2 separate regions of the Homo sapiens genome follow, and region 1 is linked to region 2. A link is an interaction called in ENCODE POLR2A ChIA-PET data of the cell type or tissue named here. Cell type or tissue: endothelial cell of umbilical vein. All regions are shown on one strand. Each heading gives the region's core, and the rest is flanking DNA. Links, peaks and the distances in the headings are about the cores only. Region 1 overlaps NRP1 (neuropilin 1). Region 2 overlaps NRP1 (neuropilin 1).

What was found. ChIA-PET counts read pairs that join two places held together with the same protein. Peaks named below come from ENCODE experiments on the same cell type or tissue, not always from the same donor. Only the 100,000 strongest peaks of a DNase experiment are listed, where the experiment ranks them.
Region 1: POLR2A ChIA-PET joins it to region 2 with 6 read pairs; 3 of 35 experiments call an interaction of 5 or more read pairs at or near these places.

Annotation. Positions count from the first base shown.
Region 1 is chr10:33,172,957-33,183,056 of GRCh38, forward strand. NRP1 (neuropilin 1) reads right to left here. Exons shown (of 17, transcript NM_003873.7): 16 at 9,742-9,792; 17 at 4,537-7,409. The coding sequence ends at 7,120. Among named protein-coding and RNA genes, the nearest start is that of IATPR, 61 kb to the left of the region's middle. In endothelial cell of umbilical vein, for the core only: no CTCF peak of the experiment used is centred there; DNase peaks (open chromatin) are centred at 5,585 and 6,305; H3K27ac peaks cover 1,897 bases.
Region 2 is chr10:33,315,012-33,325,111 of GRCh38, forward strand. The region is part of intron 2 of NRP1 (neuropilin 1); the gene reads right to left. Among named protein-coding and RNA genes, the nearest start is that of NRP1, 15 kb to the right of the region's middle. In endothelial cell of umbilical vein, for the core only: no CTCF peak of the experiment used is centred there; no DNase peak of the experiment used is centred there.

The DNA.
Region 1 (10,100 bases), core at 3,282-8,281, 140 kb before region 2:
GAAACTCAAGTGGAAATACACGAGCACACATGAGAAATGTAAACATTGGTTCCCAGGACTCAGAGCCTGTCTCATTTCACATGGTGCCTCCTAAGAGCCTTTTTCTTTGAACCCAAAGGGCTTAAGTAATTCTAAAGGCTCTTAGTGCCGATTCCTCACTTCCTGTCTCCTGACCTGCTTCCACATGGAGGATGCCCCTCACAGTCCCACACTCAGGAGGCTCATCTTTGACATGAGCCATCTCATCTCATTTGACATCTTGTTTGACTGCTCCATCTAAATTATGGTTGGTTTCCAGTCGGAGAAGAACCTCACTTCCCTACGTGACAAGCATAGCGAATTATCTCATCTACCCTTCTATGGCAGAAGTGTGGCTTTGCCCTTGAAAGTTGTGGCAGAGGCTGGGTGCAGTGGGTCATACCTCCGATCCCAGCACTTTGGGAGGCCAAGGAGGGGGGATTGCTTAAGCCCAGGAGTTTGAGACCAAGCTGGGCAACATAGCAAGACCCTGTCTCATTAAAAAAAAAAGAAAGCTGTGGCAGAGATGCCAACAGCTCACTGAATATACAAGTGCTCCACCTCTTTTCTCAGAGCCCTTGAAATGTGGTAGGGTCTGTGCCAACTCCAGGCTAAAGCATCTGAGACAGTAAGCATCTTTCTAGTTCTCTCTTGCACAGAGACTAGAAGTCACATATTCTGGTTAGTATGGCAGCAAGAGGTAACCAGCCTGGATCCTTGAATCGCTGCATGGAACAGAGCTGCCCTGCAGAGCCACCAGACCCATAGTAGAAATTGTGTGAGCAACAAATACACCTTTATAGATTAATCCACTAATATTTGGGAGTTTATTTCTTACCTTATAGCCTAACCTAACTTGACTAATACCAGGCCTAATAGTAAAGTGAGATCGTAGTTTAACACACTGCAAAGCATTTCTGTAGCAACTGAAAGACCATGTCTTTACACTGAGAAAGCAGCATAGGGTAGCTATTAGGATTGTAAGCTTTGTGTTAGACAGACCTGGGTTTGAATCTTGCAAATGCACCTTACCAACTAGCTGTGTGACATTAGTTACTTTTCTTAGCCTCTCTGAACTTATTTTTATATGCCCAAATCACAAGGTAGCTTGAAGGATTAATTGAGGTATCTAGCAAAGTCTGGTACAAAGCAAACCTTTAGGAAATTGTAGTGGTTATGATATTAAGGAGTTAAGAAATTTATGCAGAGTGGATTTGACAATGTGCTTCCTGAGTAGTTGGAACATAAATATCTACTGTAGTGACTCTGCGTGTTAGGGTACAAGGGAGAGATCACACTGTTGCCACTGCATGGACCTCTCCAGCCACCTAACTTTCTAATGTGTTGGTAAAATTAAATAGAAGGGATAATTTGTTATTTGCATAACAGAAACAGTATTTCTTCTTACAAGTAAAGAGAATTTGGGTGACTTAAATATAAATAAAATTAAAAGTTGACCTAACAGAAATCATGTTTAAGACTCTAAAAATGAGTTTCTTATAGTTGGAGGGCTTGAATTCCAGCAGAATTGCAAAAGATCAGAGCATAATAATTGAGTCTGCTTTGAATATATCACGTATCCATAGTCAAGGAGCAATTTAATCAACATTGAAAAATTTCAGAAGTTGGACAAAATTAGAGCAATGATAATCCTGATAGGTGATGGAATGGCTCCCTGGCAGGATGACATCAAGATCATGAGCACTGCCAACATCATCTATCTGAAAAAATGATAACGGGGCCTTAAGAAAAGGGTGTGGAATTGGCTCATGTCAGAAATGATGGGGCAGAGATGCCCAGATCACTGAAAGGAGCATTATGAGGAACAGAGAACTGCTCCTCATCCGGGTGAGTCATTGTCTTGTCCAAGCTTCACAAAGGCAAGACTCAGAAGCCCCTTCCAGGACAGTGAGTCCATTTCCAGTCCAACATTCTGCCAGAGCAAGCGACTTTCCAAATCCATTTACAGGGCAGTGATAAAATTAGATTATTGGCTATGAATATTATACACTTGTGAACGCCTGCATCATTACAGGACAATTCCATTTAGATGTGGAGATGAGACAATTTTTCTGCATAGAAAAACCCTCTCTTGGGAGCCACTATTGACAACAAAGCTCTATTATCTGATACTTTCTTTAATAAGAAAGATTAAATAGAGTTCCATCTAGTTTTACCATTCAGGAATTTAATATCTTTGGAAGGTATTAAGCTGTGTGTGCTATGTAAGGCAACATGTTTTGAATAGAAGGAATTGGATATTCACATATTGGTGTGCATTCCCCTTTCTCCACTGACTGCACTGTGAAAAGGAAAAGAGCACTTGCTATGCTTCTGCTACACTTTTAAAGTTTTTAACCCAGCAAATTACCACATCAGCAGGCTCTCTTCTCTATCAGAAAAGCCCACTTTTAGGCCCCCCACAAGTAATCAGGTAGAATGACCACAAAGCGCACTTCTGGGTTAAGTGAGATTTTAAATTTACCATTGTTATTCCAGGCTGCATTGTATTTAGACGCTTCTGAAAAGTGCTTTGTGTTCAGACACCACCATCTGAAGCATGCAAACTTTTGCACACCTGGCTCAGGTGGCAGCAGACCACGTGGGGACTTCTTAAATCCGAATGTGATGACAGGTGGTCTGGGGATCTTATTAAAATGACTCAGCAGGTCTGGGACACAGCCCCAGACTCTGCATTTCTAACAGGATTCCAGTGATGCTGCTGCTATTGCTGCCTCTTGGGACACATTTTGGGCAGCCGGGCCCCATGTGAACCTCTCCCAAGTTAATGCAGAACTATGGAACGGTGGGTGGAATGGAGGAGAGATGAGACCAGATACATCCTGGACTCATCACTCAACCTCTCTGAACTTTGGATTCCTCATTTATAAAGTGGAATGAATAATTACAAAACTTAACTTACTTACCTTTCACAGAGCTGCTGTGAAAACAGCTAGTGTTTCAACAAATAGCAGTGCAATGCCATCCATAGAAATCCCTATACTCTTTCTCTCCTAAAATGATAGGATCAGCTCCTAGGACCTTTCTTACATGCATATGATAATGTGATGTTCTCCTCTGAATCATCTTTCAATGTTTCTTTGGAACATTGCGGGGAAAAAGTCAGTTCTCATTGTTGTCTTCCATGCTTCTTGCTGCTAAGTTCTACTCAACGTGATAGTCCCTTCATCTAGGTTTCTCAATCCCCAAGTTGAAATTCTGCTTAAGATCCCTTAGTGGATATAGATTAGGGAAATAGAGCTAATTCTTGGCAAAACTGTTTTTTAATGCAACACAAACTGTTATAATTACCATTGGGAAGCAGGAACATTATGGAATGCCGATTTGATTTGCATAAAAATACAGTGCAGTTCAGCCCAAGTGGCAATTAATAAGTTATCAGGGAAGACAGGAGACACAACAATAAATCATTTTTATGTTTTAAGTTAAATGTTTCAGTCCTGAATCTGGGAAGTATTATACAGCGATTTAGCTTCTTAAACCTAGTACGAAAAGCCTAGCTTAGTCTCTAACTAGGGAAAAGAGTGAACAGCATTCATGTTGAAGTTCTTCTCAAACAATGAAACAGAGATAGTATTAGTGCATGGCCCTTAGCATTTTTCCGAAAGTATGTGTGGATTCATTCTAATAGACTCCTTGGAAGTCATCATATTTTTCTGGAAACATCCATGAATTTAGGTAAAATGTAACTTTAGTAAAGTGATTCTCTATCTCTGACTCTTTTCTGTGAGTAGAGAGACCTAAAAACCCATGCATTAGGGAAAATTTTCTATTCTTGGTTAATCTTGGAAAATGCAAAAAGGCATAAGTGTCCAGAGAAAAGCAGGAAGTGGAAGAAATATTGATTAATGGAGCCTGGCTGTCCAAAGCAGCCCACTCCTCAGGGAGTTCCTGTGCTTCCAGGAATACGTTTTCCTACAGTCAGAGGACGGTGGTAGAGAAAGACTTATTGGTCTGTGAGTAATAGAAATTAAGCTAGGCCAGTTTTGTTGTAAAAAGGGCCCCTTTGACTTGACACTTCTGTTGTCTTTGTTATTGTTATTATTTTTCCTATTATTCTGGTCCTAGATGGAATAAAACTCTCCTAAGAATTACCAAACAGCCAGTTGTAATGTCATACCCAACTTTTCCCATTACCTAAATGCAGCGTGGGTGCATGAATAAATACTGTCAGGTTCATTACTATTTTCTGCAAGAACAAAACTTACCAAGTTATGAGTGAATATGATAAAAGAAACTTTACCAAATGAAATATAGAACATTTGACACACAATTTAGGATCATTCCCATTCCTAACGTCAAATTCCGTATTCCTTATCATGACAGGGTCCAATGTGAGTTGAGATTCTACTTTCAGAAAATGTCTTCTTAATCTTCTCTCCTTATCAGGATATTTTAAAAAAGAGAATTTTTAAAAATCTTGGAAGTTATTGGATAGTGGCATGTCACCAACTTCTTTAACTAGAACAGTGCTAATATAATAAAAGCCATCAGGTGTGGGATATTTTATGAAAATGTTTAATTCAACTGTTTCTTTGGAATGTAGTAGTCATAGTTTGGAATTTAAGTTACAGTTCAGTTCTATGTGGTTTTTATGCTACTCAGTGTCTGAGAATACAAATGTCATTTAAAGTTAAGGCTTCGCTGTTCATTTTGAAACAACAATTTACAAGTGTCATATTGTCATAGAAAATAATAATTTCTGTAAAAAAAATCTGCACAAAATCTTATGATGGTACAAAACATGAAGCAATAATATACCAGTAAAATGAAAACATTTTACTACAGAAAGTTTTATAGATTTCCATAAAGAAAAAATATGTTATTTTACACCTTTAAAAATTACAAAACAATCTAAAACAATATAAACTGAACATTTTGTAACACTGCCTTTACAAATTAATAACTTTATAAACATATAATTTTTAAATATATTTATCAGTGCAAGATACTTTAAATTTTAAAGTTGCAGTATCATTTTTCCTTGGCTGAGGACAACTTTAAGTCTGTTGCCTTTAAAAACAACAAACGAGTGTTTCTTAGTGCTTTCCTTCTGGTAGGATTATATCAACTAAATGAATGTCTCTGGGGACAAAAAACTATTCTTCTTTCATGGTGATCAATATTTTCCTGGAAACAAAAGGCATTCTCAATCCAATTTAACTAAGATGAATGGACTGTCTCGTCTATGATGCAAATGTGACTCCCAACAAATGTCTTTGAGTGAGACGTCTAGCAATGTGGGAAGGAAGATCTAAAAAATCTCATGTCCAACATGGCATGATAAAAATCCACCAAAACCAACCAAAGCTTCTTTGGGTTAATTCATAGGCTGCCTGGTAAGATATTTGCTTCCCTGTGCTGTTAGAGGCTTAGATGTTGCCAGCCCTAAGGCAGGCTTATTCTTTGTGAGCCGCTGGAAGTTTCTAGAAGCATTCATTTAAGTCTATTTTTTCAAGGTTGCTGTTATGAATTTTTAAAACATTTGTTTGACTTTATGTGTTTTTCCCCCTCTTATCTTAAAATACTTGACCCCCAGGCATCAGGATTTATAGTTTCATTCTTAAATTAACTGTTCTTCCTTCCACTTCCCTTGTGTGACTCAGTAGCAAAATAAGAAAGTTCTCTTGGGTCATTTTTGCATATTTGGATAGAAAAATCTCATGCTTTTGGATTTGGAAGATTTTATCCAGTTCTTCCTTTGGGTCTCACTTGAAAGCCAATTTGTATTATTTCTTTCCTCAACTTATCACTATTTCTACTAAATGCCAACATTTCTATCAAAGGTCATTTTGAATAGAATAGATAAGGAAAAAAGATACTGTCACTTTAACCAGTTAACAAGAAAACCAAAGTTAGACTTTGGAGGGCAAAGTTAGGAATTTCCCTTATTTATTTATTTTTAAACATAAAGTCTAGTAAAATCGTTTGCCATTCCCAGCAGGTTAAAGCTGCAAGTTTCTTTCCTGGACAATGGCAAATCCTCCAATTCTAAGAGAGAAAAAAGACAGAGAGATAGGAGAGAGAAAGAGAAGAGAGTTTACATTTGAAAATACATTCCATATGAAAGAACAATAAGAGAGAATATTGTAGCTTTATACAAAAGGGTCAAGAAACATGAAATTGAACTACAGAAAAAGCAGAACAATTAAGCCACGTTGCCAAATCTTCAGAGCCCTTGCCTGCCCGGAGGGGCTGGCATCTCACACGAAAATAAACTTTCTTCTTAGTCAGTGGGCCACCAGAGTTTGATTAAAGAGCAGGGCTTTCACCAGCAAGAAGCAGAGTGGGTCGTTAATGTAACACAATGAACCAGTACAAACAAAAAGGCACTTGAGAGGACATAGACTAGCCAGTGCCAAGGATTTGTGTTTTTGTTGTTGCGGTTGTCAGCAGTATACCCAGTGGCCAGCCGTGTTCAGGGATGGCACCGTTTTCTGTATGGAGTTCACAAGCACGAGGTTTAGTACAACACCGGAAAAACAGCAAGAAAACTGGACAGTATTGCTTCGTAAACAGAGCTGACACACTACACCAGTACTGAGGCTACAGTACTTTAAAAAGAAAACAGCCTAATCCTTCTTTGCCTATGCACGACGCGGGCAATTATACACAAGTACAACTTCAGGAGTCCACTGAAATGCGGTGATTCTAGTATATTCTGGGCACTGGGTTTCAGGTAGCATGTCCATCCAAAGGGCCACACGGAATACGCTTGGTGCCAGCATCTTGGATTTCGCTCAGTTTCCAAAAAGAATCCACAAAGGGGAGAGGAGAGAGAGAGAGAGGGGCAGGAGGGGTCGAAATGAATGATTATGTCAATCATACTTGGTCTCAACACCAGCATCTGATTATTCAAATGAAACCAACAGGAAAAAAGCTGACTGCACATGAGTCCGATGGTGAACACAGCTCCTTGTCCATGTCTGTCGGCCATACTCATTGAAGCTCCTGAGAAAAGCCTGGCTCAGTGGTCATCAACACACTTCCCAGCCTGTATAGTGAAAGATCAACAGCTCCCCAGCTCACTCCCGTCCTTCCACTTCCGTCCTTTGACTGTCTTTTCATCTCTGTCTGCCTTCATGCCTCCGAATAAGTACTCTGTGTATTCAGTTTGTCTTTTTTCAACTTCACACCATCCACAAGTTCAAAGTTATAGTTCTCCAGGGCAGACAAGTTTCTTTCTGACATCCCATTATGCCAACAGGCACAGTACAGCACGACCCCACAGACAGCCCCCAGGAGGACCCCCAGGGCACTCATGGCTATGATGGTGATGAGGATGGGGTCTAAGGTCTTCAACACATTGCCTGGCTTCCTGGAGATGTTCTTGTCACCTTCTCCTTCACCTTCGTATCCTGGCGTGCTCCCTATGGAAAAAAACAATATTGTCTCCGTGAGCACCGCCAACAGACCAGATGAAAGCAGACAGAAAAATAGAAAGGAACGAAACAGGAGCAAATCACACACCCCAGTTTTGCCTGTCATATCTGACTCATTGTTGGGAACAGAAGTGTGGGAGGTGGTAGAGGGGAGTGGGCGCTGGGGCTTCTGACAGACTGCTTAGCACGTGGAAACAACCCATTCTGGATCAACTGGGAGGTTCCTTGCTCATCTAACTCAGATTTCATGCAGCCCCATCTGTCCTAGATTGTAATCTGTGTTTACAGTCCTTGGCTAGATAGGTGATCATTAAGTTTTGCAAAATGCTTAGTCACACATTAGTCTAGCAAGGGGATTTTACCATTCCCAGTGCATGTACCTAACCCCAAAACAGGCACAAGAAAAACCTTCATGGCTGCCCTTCTACGTGGTGCTGTTTCCAGGATCTGGCATGGTTTATGCATGTGTTTGTTCTCCCATATGGAAAATCTTCAAGTGAAACGAATTTTGCCCAAAGTCTACAGTAGTTTCAGTAAAGAAGGAGTGATTTTTTAGAACAAGAGAATGCTTGCTGCTGACATGTAAACAGAGTGTGGCTCAAATCGAGAAACCATGTCTGTCATGCCAAATAGAAGACATTTACTAATAATCAGCATCTTTGCAGCCCTGGTAGTTTAACTGGAGACAGTTGCACTGCTCTGCAGCTCAGTCACTGGGGACTTGTTTTCTTTGGAGTGGAACAGGAGAAATTGTTAACATGGGAGCTTTGAGCCTAATTACCTGGTACTAGAAACGGGATGAAAATGTTAACGCACAATATGCCTGGGGTTTACTTAATGGTGTTCTGATCAACAAAGATTCCAATCAAAGAAAACTAAAAATATGAGATGCAAATCCCTAACCAAGAGAAAACAAGCCTTGGGGCATATTAATACTCTCTCCCTTGATGAAATATTGTTTTGAAACAACCTCTAATAAAGTTTACATCTCTGTGTGGACTTGGTAATGTGTTCATATTACTAACAGCAAGGTGCAATATTTATTTGTCTCTATGAAGTCCACGGCTGGCCATAGAGTAGGATCCCATTTCTAAGGGCAACAGATGCTGACATGCATTGATGATAAGGGTGCAGCACCATCCACACAGCAGCTGTGAGTGATGGTGGAGCAAGTGTCCAACAGCCCACAATGCTGGCTGGGAGATCTGGAAACTTCTGGGAATAGACTAATACCAGGCAAGGCCTAACTCTGATCAAAGGTCTTGCATTTGATCACAAAGCAGCGTTCAGCAAAAACACACATTTATAGTTCATCAGGCTAAAGTGTGAGGCTACCACCTAATTAGCTATGCTACTTAAGTTTCAGTCTCACTATCTGTAAAATGGGGACAAATACAACCCCTAGAGCTGCTGTGAGGATTAAATAAGATAAGGTATGTAGGACGGGTGCAGTGGCTCACGCCTGTAATCCCAGCACTTTAGGAGGCTGAGGCCAGGGAATTGCTTAAGCTAAGGAATTCAAGACCAGCCTGGGCAACATGGTGAAACTCCACCTTACAAAAGACAAAAAAATAAGTTGAGTGTGGTGGTGTGGGCCTGTAGTCTGCTCGGAAGGTTGAGGCAGGAAAATCGCTTGAACCTGGCAGGTGGAGGCTGCAGTGAGCTGAGATCACGCCACTGCACTCCAAGCCTGGGTGACAGAGACAGACTCTGTCTCAAGAAAAAAAGAAAAGAAAAAGATCAGGTAAGTAAAGTGCTCAGAACATACTAACTCTTCAATAAATCCTTCTTATCATCATCATCATCATCACAAAACCAAGGTTCTAGTAGAGGAAGATGGGAAAAGATGAATCAAACACAATGGATTATCTCAGAAATTGGGCTCTGGTCTCTTAAAGATCCTAGCTGGATATCAACAAACAGAAGAATTTCGGTTGGTTTCAAATAACTGTGTATGGAAATAGTCTTCACTAATTTTCTGTCTTTGTAGTGATAAACTGAGTGTGTTTGAGCTGATTATCCTTTATGTTCCACCTCTAGACTGGGCAGGGAAGGGCCAGGGTGAGCACACTTCCCAGGCTCAACCAGGTGTACAAGCAGGACCCGTCACCGAGGCTCCCCAAGTCTTATGGGCAGCTCGGAAGTGGGTACTCTGTGAGCACAATCCGATCCACAGCACCAACCCAGGGCCATGGGCATAGATGTTTTTTATTTGAACTTTTTGACATACCAGTGTATTAGAGTTCCACAAAGTTTCTTCATAAACACAATGAAAGCCATAGTAAAATTTTTTAAAAATTGGTCAGCAAGACAAATTTACCTGTTTCATCAATTTTAATTTCTGGGTTCTTTTTATCCAGGTCTGCTGGTTCTGACAAGTCAAACAAAATTGAAAGAGATATTTGAACTGCCATCAAAATATAATGCACCAAACTACACAAACCTTTAGGTACATGCACACACACACACACACACACACACACACGTGTCTACTGGGCTCCTTTTGGATTTTTTAGTTCAATCAGAAATCACCAAACAGATCAATAAAGAGGCAATGTTAAATGACCGGGAAATTGGTAATGTGACATCACAACACTGCCTTTAAGGTGCCATATCTAAATCCAGGTAGCACTGCTGCTAGCAGAATCTGTTGTTTTAGGAGACAAGGGTGGGCTGGGT
Region 2 (10,100 bases), core at 3,001-8,000:
AATATACAATAGACCAAGTTTACAGAATTGTGACACAAAGTCCCAAGAGTTGTGGGGATGTCAGAAAACACTCAGCAATCAGGACGTATGCCTACAACATTAATACATTTTATGCGTTCAACTCCAAAACAGATTATGGAGACGACTGTAAGACAGAAAGAAAAACTTTCAGCCAAGCACTATCTCTGCAGATTTTTTGAGATGTAGCTAGAGCTACTCAAATGTAAAAATTCAAGCTTTTAAAAATAGAGGTTTTTAGGGGGAATATGTAAGTCTGACTCACTACCCAGGAAAATGAAGGGTTTACCATGTAAATGAGAAGAATAAGTGAGCATTTTACAGTATGATTAAGTTAAGCCTTTGTCCAGAGAGCTGACTTGGTCTTCCTGTGCTGGAGGAACACACTGGAGAAGTCTAATTGGATGTCCATTGGCTAACTGGAGAAGACTCATTGGTTGTCAATTGGCCAATTGGAGAAGACTCACTGGATGTCCATTGGCCAATTCAATTTGGCAAATACAGCACCTACTATATGCAAAACACTAAACTCGGCTCTGAGCAGTAGAAAAACAATACTAGTCTCTGTAACTACTGTATGATCTTGGGAGAATAGTGGAATAATATTAATGATTACAACACAATACAGAATAGCATAAGGAACATGAATGAAGTATAAAAACGGTTCTGAGAAGTGTCAGAGGACGGAGAAAGAAAGACCGCATTTACTTGGTGGCTGGTTATCAAAAATGGCTTCATGAAGGAAGCATCATTTCAGGTAGAACTAGGATGATAAGTAACATTTTGACATGGAGTCTCAGGTGTGTAAAGGGCATTTACCCCCACCACACCTGTGAAGGAAACATCCTATGCACAGGCATGGGGCTGGGAAAAGGAGGAGTGAGCTTCAAGAACTAGAAAGTGACCATTTTTGGCTAGAATAGATAAGGGAGCCACAGGGGATAAGGCCAGAGAGAAGGCCTTATCTGCCCTTATCTCCTTATTTGGCCTCCTGTGGCTCCCCTACTTATTCTAGTTAAAAATGGTTACTTCCTTAGGGAAAGCCAAGAAGCACAGACCGAGGCAGGGAGGAAACGGGGAACTCTAAATGCTTCTGAGCAGAGGGCAAGAAGGAGGAAAACCTCTTCTGGAGGCTGATGCAATCGCTCCAGGGATAGGTTAAACAGTGTTTGCATTTGGCAAATAGCTGCAGAAATGTAACAGAAGAGATAGGAGAGACATCGTAGATAGATAATTGAGAGGCCTTTAAACTGACTAGATTTGGGGGACAAATAGGAATCAGGAGACATTCCAGAGTTTCAAATTTGGGTAAGTAGGAAATGAAGGAATCAGTAAAACAGAGACAAGGCAGAAGAGAAGTCATTTGCATAGGAAGCTGCAAAGTTTGTTTTTGTTTTTAATTTTAGGAAATGGTCAGTTCTCCAGGTGGTCAACATCCTCCAGAAAGAATTTGTAAGTTTGAGGCCAACGCTCACGTCAGATTCAGGAAGCTAGGTATTATCTGAGCCTAGTGGCTAAGATCAAAAAGCTTATTCAGAGGAAAAATTCAGGGCAAAGGCAAAACCTTGGCCAATGCCTACATTTCAGTGTTGGAGGAGAAATAGAGGCAAAAAAGAGAAGAGGTCAGAGAAGTGGGGAGAAAACCAAGATGGCACAGCACCATGAGATGCAGGAGAGAAGAAGGCCCCAACACTGGGGAGTTGCCAATTATGTATAAGATTGCACAAAAGTTGGAGAAATCAGGGCCAAGAAATGGCCAATGTTTTGAAGCATTAGAAGAGCCACTGGGGTATTTGATTTGAGCAAACATTTTCAGTCCACTGGAGGGAATGTTACGCTGAAGTTATGCTGTCATGCTGAAGACAGCTAAGTAAGAAAGTGGAGTTCTGAACTGCAGTCACCACTTTCAATACCTTGACAGTAATAAGAAAGAGAGAGAGAGTGTGAGACAGAGTGTGAGAGACAGAGATATATGAAATGTTTGCTTGCAAGGTAACAAGGTCCAAGAAGGATTTTGCTACTCACAAAGAGGTAGATCCTACAGAATTCATTTGACCCATAGAGGCCCATAACAGTCCCACAAAAAAGAAAGCCAATCCCTTCTATTGGGTCTCCCAGCCACATCTGTAGCCATTTGAAATGAAGAAGCGTTGAGAGTGCTTTTGAAGAGTTGCAGATATAGTGTGTATCACATAAGGCCATTCATGAGGGTGAGGTGGGGATAAGGAGCTAGAATAGTAACCTCTTCTCTGCCATGATCCCAAGCTCTTTCCTGCAAACATGCTCTTTGGTGTTGCCACTAAGAACCAACTCCCCTCCCTACTACTGGAAAATCTGTCATAACCAGAAATGCAGGAAGGAGATGGCAAGGTCAAAGGACAGGGGATACTAGAAATAGAGGGGAAATGATGTGAATGGACCATCAGTTTAAAAACATTTATTTCCCAGCTGCCTTTCGCTATGGATTTATGCTACAAAATCCATATCATTTTCTCTTTCTTGGAAAGGAACATAATGACACTATTTTGTTGAATGGATTGTCAAGGACTGGCAACCCTGTGTAATAACCACAAAGCTATTGGCTTGAATACTGCTATTTATGTATGGGTTGGCTTATGGTCTGAATGCACTAAACATATTTACAATTCCTCAAGCACACATGAAAGAATAATTTTTTTAAGTCATTGATGCTATTATCATCAAGTTCGTGACACTGAAATAGCATCTTCTATGAGGTTTTCCAGAAACTCCATCCATCTAGATCTTCAGAAGGCTGCCATTATAACAAACTTAACTGGTCAACTTACTAGAACACTCAGAAATTCTTATTGGCTGAATGCACACTGAGCATAGATACTATCTCTGTTGTGTGTATGTGCAGTGCCTTGGTGCTTTTGAAATATTTATAAGTGTCTCCTCCTAAGGATGCAGACGTTACTGTTTACAGTCTGAACTTATTTAAGGAACCAAACCTGCGGATGCACTTCCTGTTATAGTAATACCTAGGTCTTATTATTTATAAATATGTATGTGTCTCTTGTATTCATAAGACACTTCCATCTACATTAGCTCATCAACACTGTGTTGCTGAGATAGGTAGAGGAAGGAAAGCACTTTTGTTTCGGAATTAAAGCTGTGTCTAGGTGGCATTACTCAGGCAGACTCTGATGTAGGCAACCTGGTCACTGTCACATCTTCCTGGGCTGTACTGGTTAACACTGTCAAATCCACGATGTTAATGGTGCCATAATGAGCCATTCACATATCGGGACCCAGCCCATATGACCCATCTCCTGTCTCACAGACAAGAATGAATGGCAGAGGTGCAATTATAACGCACATCCCTAATTCACCAGAACTCTTTTTCACAGGGAGCTGCTAACAGGATCCCCTGACAATCCAAAATCCCCAGCTTGCGTGAATGAACTAACAGACACATCAGTTTGCTAGAACAGCTGAAGAGGGAAATGGTGATGTCTGGAAGGACTGAACCTATGTATTCTAATAGTTACTCAGTAGTGTCCCCAGACACGAGCAAAGAAATTGGCATGGGGAGAAACGGGAAGAAGAATGCAAAGCTGTTTCCTAAGGAAAAAAGAAATGACAATTCCAATCAGTAGTAAACACACAAACAAACAAAATCCCTCACTGTTTCCTTAGCTTAGTGCCAATCGTCATTGAAAAATAAAATTATGGGCTGCCCTTTGTATTAGGTTGGCGCAAAAGTTATCGTGGTTTTGGTGGCCAAAACCACGATAACTTTTGCGCCAACCTAATAGCATTGAGGAAGGTGCTAGCACAGCTTTGGTAATATAAGGAACTCTAATAGAGCCAGGGCTGAAATATGTTCCAAACATCTGCGTCAGGCTTGGCAGCCTGTTCCCAGTGTAACTGATCATGGAAGAGGGTGAGAGGTGAAGCCAACTGGACTTCCGGGGTCGAGTGGGGACTTAGAGAACTTTTCTTTTCTTTCTTTTTTTTTTTTTTTTTTTTGAGACGGAGTCTCGCTCTGTCGCCCAGGCTGGAGTGCAGTGGCACGATATCAGCTCACTGCAAGCTCTGCTTCCCGGGTTCACGCCATTCTCCTGCCTCAGCCTCCCCAGTAGCTGGGACTACAGGCGCCCGCCACCATGCCAGGCTAATTTTTTTGTATTTTTAGTAGAGACGGGGGTTTCACTGTGTTAGTCAGGATGGTCTTTATCTCCTGACCTCGTGATCCGCCCGCCTCAGCCTCCCAAAGTGCTGGGATTACAGGTGTGAGTCACCGCGCCCAGAGGACTTAGACACCTTTTCTACAAGAGGTTTGTAAAATGCACCAATCAGTGCTCTGTAAAAATGCACCAATCAGCGCTCTGTAGCTAGCTAGAGGTTTGTAAAATGGACCAATGAACAGGACATGGGTGGGGACAAACAAGGGAATAAAAACTGGCCCCCTAATCTCTGCTCAGGTCCCCTTCCAGGCTGTGGAAGCTTTGTTCTTTCCCTCCTCACAATAAATCTTGCTGGTGCTCACTCTTTGCGGTGGTGCCATCTTTTTTTTTTCTTTCTTTCTTTCTTTCTTTTTTTTTTTTTTTTGAGACAGTGTCTCCTTCTGTTGCCCAGGCTGGAGTGCATTGGCACGATCTCGGCTTATTGCAAGCTCTGCCTCGCGGGTTCATGCCACTTTCCTGGCTCAGCCTCCCAAGTAGCTGGGACTACAGGTGCCAGCCACCATGCCTGGCTAATTTTTTGTATTTTTAGTGGAGACGGGGTTTCACCATGTTAGCCAGGATGGTCTCGATTTCCTGACCTCGTGATTCACCTGCCTCCGCCTCCCAAAGTGCTGGGATTGCAGGCCTGAGCCACCGCGCCCGGCCTGGGTCGGTGCCATCTTTAAGAGCTGTAACTCTCACTGCGAAAGTCCCCAGTTCCGTTCTTGGTCAGCTAGACCGCGAACCCACCGGAAGGAATAAATTCCGGACACAAGGGGGCGCGCGGGGCATGCGTAAAAGCCTGCTCCGGGGCCGGGCGTGGTGGCTCACGCCTGTAATCCCAGCACTTTGGGAGGCCGAGATGGGCGGATCACCTGAGGTCAGGAGTTTGAGACCAGCCTGACCAACATGGGGAAACCCCATCTCTACTAAAATACAAAAAATTAGCTGGGCGTGGTGGCGTGTGCCTGTAGTCCCAGCTACTTGGGAGGCTGAGGCAGGAAAATCGCTGGAACCCAGGAGGCTGAGGTTGCAGTGAGCCGACTTTGCGCCACTGCACTCCAGCCTGGCGATGGAGCAATACTCCGTCTTTAAAAAAAAAAAAAAAAGCCTGCACCGGGACCCAGTCTCTCTCCAGACAATCCGTAGCCCTTAACTGTGCTGCTGGGAACCAGAGGCCCCAAAATTCAAAATCAGGTGCCTCTGATTAAGCTAGAGGGAGTGAGGAGGAGCGGATGTGGCCAGATTCTCTGAATGTGGACATGCAGGCACCCACTCCAACACCCAGGGAGTGGCTGTCTTAAGTGCTTTCTGAAAGGTTGTCATCCAGACAAACCACCCACTTCAGCAGTTATTGAAATTGCCCCTTTCACTCTCTCTTTGCTGAATTTTTGCTGATCTCTTCTCCATATGACCTACTGTGGGTCACAGACGCTTCTCAGGGACACATTGCGGTTTTTCACCTCAACTCTTCATATACCTCATTTTGAGTTCAATACAAGTGTCAGCTGTTTAAACTAGTGTTTACATGTGCAAAGCATTCTGTGGGACAGCGAAAGGTAGAAATGTAAGTAAGACATGGTTTTTGTCTTGCTGGGGTCTGCCACCCAAACGAGAGATGAACACCTGTACAGTTAGAATGAGGACTCTACGGAGATGGGTGCTGGAAGGCAAAATAGAGTGCTGCAGTCAGACTGTCACATTAACTGGAATTTGTCAACTTGACTGGCTGCCATCTTTCCAAAAGAGTTGATCTAGAAATTTACATTTTATTTATTTATTTTTGAGACAGAGTCTCGCTGTGATGTCCCGGCTAGAGTGCAATGGCCTGATCTTGGCTCACTGCAATTTCTGCTTCCCGGGTTCAAGCGATTCTCCTGCCTCAGCCTCCTGAGTAGCTGGGATTACAGGTGCGTGCCACCACATCTGGCTAATTTTTGCATTTTTAGTAGAGACCGGGTTTCACCATATTGGCCAGGCTGGTCTCGAACTCCTGACCTCACTGATCCGCTTGCCTTGGCCTCGCAAAATGCTGGGATTATAGGTGAGCCACCGCGCCTGGCTAGAAATTTACATTTTATTTTATTTTTACCATCTTTTCTGTGACCAAATGTGTTAACAAACAAATGCCCACTTTTTCACTTTATTGGAGAATAAAAAGGACAGACAACTATGAACTGAGATTTTTTTTAAAAGATAAAACAGTGATCTTAGTTAGCCAGGGGTTACCACATCTAAAACAGCCTAATCTCTTATCAGACCAAGTCAGCCTTAGCTCCTCCAGGTTTGTAGAGACTTGTGTCTGTTTTTTAATCTTTAAGTCAAGAGTGTGTTCCTTTTTTCTTTAAATGTAAGAATGTATGCCTTTAAATATTTTGAAGTGATCTATGTAAGATTATGATTTTGACCCCGTCTTAATTCTTTCCATGCCACTTCCTGGGTTGCTTGTATCTTGCATAATAGCTGCCCTGCTGGTAGCGTCCAACAGTTAAGAGAGTCAGACAAGGACTTGGAATCGTGACTATATTGACTGGCCTTTGCTATCTTCGGCTATTCTGGAGAAATATGAGAACTTGAATTGAGAGACAGTTAGCATCCTCTTTCAGCCCGGGACTGGAAGCTCTCTCCGTGACATAGCAGTCTATCATAGAAGCAGCAGGCCATCACCTCCAACCTGGCTGGCTGCTTGTACAAAGTATCCACCCAGATAAAACGAAATACACTGGAGCATCTGTTTCTTCTCAGAAAACTCTTCCATTTCTCCTAGGAACCCAGTGCCTGAGCAGTCTCCCTTTAACCCTTACAGAGCCACCGTGGCAAATGCAAGGATCGAAACTGTATGAATGAGGGCGCTGTGGGAGAAGAACACTTCCCTGCTATTTACCTGAGATTAAGTAGATGACCAGCGCTTGGAAGGGAATGTGGCCTTCTCACCTCTGGGCCTGAGAACAAGCACTGGACACAGTGGTATCTAATATGCCCTTTTACCAATTGAACAGATCAAACCCATGTGTGGCCTGGTTGTCAGGCTTTAAATAAACATTGTATTTATATGCGCTTTGTGCTTTTAAACTCCATCAACAAAAAGCACTAGAATTTAGATATTTACTCCCCAGGATTTCCATTCCTAAGTTAAGGCAAGTTTTTATTTATTTATTTGTTTTTTTAAAAACTGAAGGATAGAGTCTCGCTCTATTGCCGAAGCTGGAGTGCAGTGGCAAGATTATAGCTCACTGTCACCTCAAACTCCAAACTCCTGGCCTAAGCGATCTTCCTGCCTTGGCCCCCAAAAGCACTGGGATTACAGGTGTGCACCACCACAATTCACTAATTTTTTATTTTTTGTAGAGAGAGGGTCTTGCTATGTTGCTCAGGCTAGCCTTGAACTCCTGGCCTCAAGCAATCCTCTCACCTCCGTCTCCCAAAGTGCTGGGATTACAGACCTGAGCCACCACTCTGGCCAAGTTTCAATTGAGTGGAAAACCACCAATTGGTTGAAAGTTTCTATGCACAGTTTTCACAAGTGCTTATTTAATCTGAACTTAAAGTTCAAAAATTAAGTCCTTCCTCAGAATTAGTTGGTTTATACTTAAACTTTCCTGAGAACTTGTTAATAAAAGAGTTGCTTGAAGAAAAAATAAGCTGGTAACGTTTCATGAGAATTTCCTCATTCAAAAAGCACATCCATGTGTGACTTTGATCACAAAGACAGAAAGATTTGTGACGCAGCAACTATTTATTTGGGTTCTGTTCATATGACTTTTCCCAGCTTCAGGGATCTCAGCTGTCAAATGAGGATGAGAGAAAAGTGAGTGCTCATCCCCATAATGGGCACATATTGAAGACTCAACAGCAAGAGCCCGGCATAGGTTGGACATGGTGGCTCAGGCCTGTAATCTCATTACTTTGGGAAGCTGAGACAGAGAATGGCTTACCTCAGGAGTTCGAGACCAGCCTGGGCAACATAGTGAGAAGCCCCCCCATCCTTCTGTGTTTTAAATAAATAAATAAATATGTTTTTCAAAAAAAAACCAGTCATAATTATTCCTTCCCAAACACTCTATGATTATTTAAGTTAAAGAAGAAAAAAACAACATGTTGACCAAAGAAGATCTAGCAATAAAGACCTGGGCTTGATGAGGAGGAAGACCACGTTATAAGGCAAAAGTTCTCCATGAACTTGAACTCTATAAAGGAATTGAGTAGACGGAAGCCAAAATATTCTGTTTGTTTTTTTTTCTTCCTCTGCTCCTCTGCAGAACTTAGTAGAGCTCTGAATGAATGTGCTTCACTTCCTAAGCTATCTATGAATTGTTTCAACCATAAGACACTACTAACTGCCCTAGATACCAGATACAGGCCAATCAACCAGAGAAGAGCAGGAGAACCCTCCTCTCAAGGTGCAACGAACTGCCAAGCCACTGACTCTTACAATCAGGATGGATGACAAACACCCAGGCAAGAGGCATTTGGAACCTGATCCAAATGAATTTTTGTTTCTTGTTGTTCTTTAGGCTTAATGATCAGTCTAGATGAATACTACCACTGCAATTAGTTACGTTTATTTTTTAGCTTCCTTTACACACACATATGTGTTTGTGTGTGCGCTTCTGTGGAGCCATGTCAGCAGGCATGCAAGTATCAAGTTTTATGCTGGAAAGAAAGGAGCTGAGAATGTGCATGCCCGCTGAAGGCATATGTCTCACTTGGATCAGTTAAGTGCCTGCTCCCTAAAGTGAAATCTCGTTGGAAATGCCATGCACATGTTGATTCAGTCTGATAAGATTTCAACCAACCTTCTCCTTTAGCTCGCAAAAGTTGCTTCCTTTAAATTACAGAAATGCCTAACACAAAACAACCTCGTAATACTCAAAATTCATTATGATCAAATGTGATTGCTTATACTAAGGGATAATAAAGAAAATTAATTTTATTAAACACACGAGGCTCTGTTCAAATTAAATTTGGTGCTAATGGGGAAAAAAATCAAAAGGAAGAAAGCAGATAATTATCTGCCTGAGTAATAACCAAGGATGCTGCAAGTGGTAGTAACAACTTTGGCCAGCAGTTCTTCTGAGGAGGGTTCATTCTTCCACCAATAGTTTTTTAATTGAATTGAGCTTGGTGGTGGTGCCTCTCACATTGAGAAGTCACCAGAGATCAAAACCAGAAATAAAAAGATGAAGAAAAATACGGCAAAGGAGAATGTTTCTGAATTTGCTTGCACATAAAATCTGCATAATAAAGCAGGCTCCAGATTGAAAAGTTTGAAACAAAGACAAGATATTTCCATCAGTAGCCACTGAAAAAAATTAGAAAATGCATCAGTAGGATTCTGCTTTTTGATTAGAAATAGTACCTATTTTTTCTATATCCACTCCAAAGACTTTCACTGTCTATGTTCAAGGATAGTACCCACAGGCTTCTTTTTTTTGAGACGGAGTTTTGCTCCTGTTGCCCAGGCTGGAGTGCAATGGTGCGGATCTTGGCTCACTGCAACCTCCGCTTCCCAGGTTCAAGCCATTCTCTTGCCTCAGCCTCCCGAGTAGCTGGGACTACAGGCGTGCACCACCTTGCCTGGCTAATTTTTGTATTTTTAGTAGAGACGGGGTTTCACCATGTTGGCCAGGCTGGTTTCAGTCGAACTCCTGACTTCAAGTGATGCCTGCCTCTGGCTCCCAATGTTTGCGAGTGAGCCACCGTGCCTGGCCTGTACATACAGACTTCTAAGACTCTAGTTGAGTTTTACCTGATTTTGAAATGTATAAAAATGAAGTCACAGAAGTTAGGACAGCAGTTGCCCTTGAGGGCAAAGGTTGGTGACTAAAACTGACATCAGAGGGCTTCTAGGAAGCTGGAAATGTTGGCCTCTAGATTGGTTTTGTGGATGTA